Linked DNA regions of Homo sapiens: region 1 is linked to region 2. Evidence: chromatin loops called from intact Hi-C (ENCODE). Cell type or tissue: Calu3. All regions are shown on one strand. Region 1 has its middle 54 kb from the start of LRRC30. Region 2 overlaps LAMA1 (laminin subunit alpha 1).

What was found. Hi-C counts contacts between places; a loop is a spot of excess contacts. Peaks named below come from ENCODE experiments on the same cell type or tissue, not always from the same donor. Only the 100,000 strongest peaks of a DNase experiment are listed, where the experiment ranks them.
Region 1: it touches region 2 in a loop (5-fold over the local background); 37 of 110 quality-filtered maps call a loop at or near these places.

The regions. Positions count from the first base shown.
Region 1 is chr18:7,176,291-7,178,790 of GRCh38, forward strand. No RefSeq gene overlaps it. Among named protein-coding and RNA genes, the nearest start is that of LRRC30, 54 kb to the right of the region's middle. In Calu3, CTCF peaks have their summits at 1,013 and 1,213; a DNase peak (open chromatin) is centred at 1,021.
Region 2 is chr18:7,020,925-7,023,424 of GRCh38, forward strand. LAMA1 (laminin subunit alpha 1) reads right to left here. Exons shown (of 63, transcript NM_005559.4): 19 at 2,240-2,451. Among named protein-coding and RNA genes, the nearest start is that of LINC00668, 92 kb to the left of the region's middle. In Calu3, a CTCF peak has its summit at 1,499 (motif pointing left); a DNase peak (open chromatin) is centred at 1,517.

The DNA of each region.
Region 1 (2,500 bases), 160 kb after region 2:
CTCAGCCTCCCCAATAGCTGGGATTACAGGTATGTGCCACCACACCCAGCTAATTTTGTATTTTTAGTAGAGACTGGGTTTCTCCATGTTGGTCAGGCTGGTCTTGAATTCCCAACCTCAGGTGATCCGCCTGCCTCAGCATCCCAAAGTGCTGGAATTACAGGCGTGAGCCACCGCGCCCGGCCCACATTTCTCGTTCTGATCTACCTTCCCCACTTCCAAAATGGTCTAGTGACTGCTATGGGACGTGACTTCCAGCGGAAAGAAGTGAGAAATCCATTAGTTAAACGTTTTCGACAAATCATCCTCCTTACCTTCAAGTGAGACTGAGGATACCCACAGATAGGCCTGGAAACTGAGTTGAGGAAAAAGGAGGTTGATAAAAAATGGAGCGTGCAGGAGCAAACACGGGGACCCCGAGAGCAGATGTGCTCCAAGAAGATTCTAGAATTGGGGGAAGACATCCAAATGCTGCTGAGATTCTGCAGTTACAAAACGGGTTTATCTAGCCAACAAAAATTCATCTGTCAGTATTCATATAACCTTCCTTACACCCCCTGGCTGGTGAGGGCTGGGTATAACCAGGATTTTTTGAATTGGATTGAAAAAGAGAAAAAAGTAAAAAGTAGGCCTTGTTGATTGACAACATTTTCATGGCCGTTTATTCTTTAATAAGCAGTTTTGGGGCCATTCATCATGTAACTCTTAACCTACTCTCCCTTTCAACTTTAATGAAATGTGTTCCTTGTATGGAATTTTCATAATTTTACTTTCTCTGTTAGAGAAGTTGTTAGGATTTGATGATGAGCTGTAAGCCAGCTGAATATTCTTCAGAAGTTTTCAAGGTATCTGATTGAGTTTATCAGCTTTTTTTTCCTAGCTGCTTTGCTGTCTCTCTGAATAAGCGCTTACAGAGTTCTTTCATAATTGTGCCAAGTATGAAATGATAATGAACCACTCCTAATCAGAAAGTAGCTTCACAGACCAGGCAGAGGCCAGCACTGGTTTACTGAGTAATGAAGGACCAACAGCTCCCCTTAGCGACATAATGGGGGTAGTACCTGCTCACACTAGCTAACAGGAACCCTGTGAAGGGAGCACAAATTCAGATTTAAACCTCATTTTATTGCAGATTTTTACAGGCAGAATAAAAAACTGTAGGTGAAAATATTAATTATCAATTAGGAAGAAGTTACATAACATATTGGTTATTCTTTTTGTAACTGAAAGACTTTATACTATCATGCATACATTTAAATAATGAAATCTGAATAAACACAGATAAAAGTGAATCTAATTATCTTAAAACACTCACTCAACATCAAAATATAATCTCCAGGGTTTATTAAAAGAATAGCTTATTTTGCTAGACTACTGGTAAGAACAAAATATTATTGTGTCCGGAATTGGTGGGTTCTTGATCTCACTGACTTCAAGAATGAAGCTGCGGACCCTCGCGGTGAGTGTTACAGCTCTTAAGGTGGCGCGTCTGGAGTTTGTTCCTTCTGATGTTCGGAGTTTCTTCCTTCTGGTGGGTTTGTGGTCTCGCTGGCTCAGGAGTGAAGCTGCAGACCTTGGTAGTGAGTGTTACAGCTCTTAAGGCGGCGCATCTGGAGTTGTTCGTTCTTCCCGGTGGGCTCTGGGCTCGTGGTCTCGCTGGCTTCAGGAGTGAAGCTGCAGACCTTTGTGGTGAGTGTTACAGCTCATAAAGGCAGTGTGGACCCAAAGAGTGAGCAGTAGCAAGATTTATTGCAAAGAGTGAAAGAACAAAGCTTCCACAGTGTGGAAGAGGACCCGAGTGGGTTGCCACTGTTGGCTCGGGCAGCCTGCTTTTATTCTCTTATCTGGCCCCACCCACATCCTGCTGATTGGTAGAGCCCAGTGGTCTGTTTTGACAGGGTGCTGATTGGTGCATTTACAATCCCTGAGCTAGATACAAAGGTTCTCCACCTCCCCATCAGATTAGTTAGATACAGAGTATCCACACGAAGGTTCTCCAAGGCCCCACCAGAGCAGCTAGATACAGAGTGTCAATTGGTGCACTCACAAACCTTGAGCTAAACACAGGGTGCTGATTGGTGTGTTTACAAACCTTGAGCTAGATACAGAGTGCCGATTGGTGTATTTACAATCCCTGAGCTAGACATAAAGGTTCTCCAAGGGCCCACCAGAGCAGCTAGATACAGAGTGTCGATTGGTGCACTCACAAACCCTGAGCTAGACATGGGGTGCTGATTGGTGTGTTTACAATCCCTGAGCTAGACATAAAGACTCTCCACGTCCCCACCAGACTCAGGAGCCCAGCTGACTTCAACCAGTGGATCCCCCACCGGGGCCACAGGTGGAGCTGCCTGCCAGTCCTGTGCCATGCACTCGCACTCCTCAGCCCTTGGGCAGTCGATGGGACTGGGCACCGTGGAGCAGGGGGAGGCGCTCGTCGGGGAGGCTCGGGCCGCACAGGAGCCCATGGAGTGGGTGGGAGGCTCAGGCATGGCGGGCT
Region 2 (2,500 bases):
GGTGAGTCCCAGGACAGGGAGGACGAGGTGACCTCAGCACCTCAACACTGCACAGGAGACCCTTCCGACGTGGCTGCTTCCCACCTATCAGCCCGAGACCTCCCCTCCCTGTCTCTGTCTTTTCCATTCTGGTCACTCTCTCTCCAGTGTCTACCTCGGGCAGGGCCTGCCTACTTGCCTGGGCCCGTCTTCCCACGCTGGTCACTCTTCTTGGGGCTCTTCTTCCCATCCTTCAGGTCTCAGATGAACAGCACCCCCTTCAGGAGGCAGCCCGGGCCACCCTGGGCTGATGGGCCTGCCCGCCTCCGTGCCTTCAAGTGCAACCCCCGACAGTCATTCATCGCCTTGACCTTCACAGTCCTGTCCTGTGGCCGCTAACCACACATGTCTACCAAATGCTGGAGATGTGGCTGATGCAAGCGAAGAACCAAATCTCTGAGTTTAAATTTAAATACTGAAGCGGTTTTGTCAATGTGGATGCCAATATTAAAGAAAATAATTTTTGGTACAGGACGGAAAAATTTTAAATATGTTTGAACTACCTTTTCAATTGTAAATTTTCTGTAATCTACATGTAGATCAAGTATTTCTGAGGAAAATGTAGCATCCTAATTGAGCTGGGCTATAAAATATACACTCAATTTTGATGACTCAGTACTAAAAAAGAAAGTAAATATTGCTTAATACTTTTAAAACCTGATCACATGACAAAATGCTTATTTTTAATATATCAGCTCAGATAGAATGTATTATTAAAATACATTTCACCTACTTCTTTTTACTATTGAAAAATGTGACTACTAAAAAATTTTAAATTACATGGGTGGTTTACATTGTATTTCTGTTGGACAGCAGTGGAGTGAAAATATAATAATATATTATATTATATAATATATATTATATAATATAATAATATATTATATTATATTATATATATTATATATTAGAAAATATAATAATAATTGGTTTATTACTAGTAATTATAATAGCTGCCATTTATTTCATGTCTAGAACTTTAAATGTTACCGCACTGACTTCTCAGAAAGGCCTTGATATACACATATAATTATGTCTATTTTATGAATAACAAAATAGTGGCTCAGAGAGGCTAATAAATTAGCCCAATGTCACACAGTTGGTCCTGGAATAAAACTCACATTAGTCGAGACTCCAACACCTGGATCCACAGGTATGTTTTCCCCCCATACCATCATCATGTGTAGCTTCCCAGTAGACTTGAATCACAATTTCCCAACTACCTGTCGCAGTTCTTAGTACAGTGTCTGGGAAATACCGGACACTTAATAAACAATGAATGAACGGAGGAATGAATCACCAAGGCTTGCAGTAATGATGAAAAGAAATGACATGAAAATGATAAAAACATTCTACAAATCGTGAAGCCTTGTAGAAATGCTGTTATCATAATTATCCTGGTATGATAGCCAGTCAAGGTGGCCACCTGCTGGAGATCAGCTTGATTGGCCCAGGGCCATAAAACATTTCCAATCTCTCCACGTGTGCCTGGGAAAGTATGTTTTCTGTACAGCTGGTGCCCTCTTGTGTCCCCATGTCGTAGTACCATAGTATGACTGGCGTTTATATGAAATACTCAAAATAATTTATAATTGCCACTTTTGTTCTTTCACTCCTTCAAAATCTGAGGGCTGAATCATCCCTCCGGCCAGGTCATCTGCTGTGCAGGAGAATCTAGTTTTCTCCACGATCCATAATTTCAAGGATCGAATTCAGCAGAGTGCCATAGGGGTCGGGCAGTTCTGGCACAGAGGGCTAAGATGCACCACACGGTGCTTTACGCAGTTTCTGGGGTTACAGTCTTACCATTTCCCACCCTTCATCTTGGAATCCCATCTGCCTCGTGCAGCCTCTGAAGCATCTCCCTTACGAATGTGACAGGCTCTGAGCTTCCCCACTTTCATTTCAGTCACGGGGAGCAGAGCCGGAACTCTGTCAAGTCACACTGGCCGCTCGGGTGGCAGGCTGCATCTTTCCAGGCCACTGACCCCTATGGGTTATGACTAACCAAGCTCAGGATAGGGTAGCTAGGGAAGAACTGGGTCGTGGGTCTGTATTTGATCAGAGACCCAGCATTAATGCAAGTAACCCCTCAAGAGAGTGTGACCTCCTAGGCGGGGCCCTGTGTGACACATGTGACTATACGGTTGAAGACTTCCTATGGCAATAAACAGCTGACCTGACTTCACGCTCACGCACTCACCGCGGCAGTTCTTGGCTGTCACAGCGTCCCCATAGAACCCGTCAGCACACCTTTCACAGTGGGCGCCATCTGTGTTCCCCAGGCACTTCAGGCACTCCCCGGTGACTGAGTCACAGTGACCAGCCTCCGAGGGGTCCACGTTGCCGCTGCAGTCACAGGGAACACAAGATTCGCCAGGCACTGTTGGGTTTCCATAGTAACCATCTGCACATCTGTATCAAAGATTGAAAGTGGGATCAGACAAATGCAGTTACTTAAGGC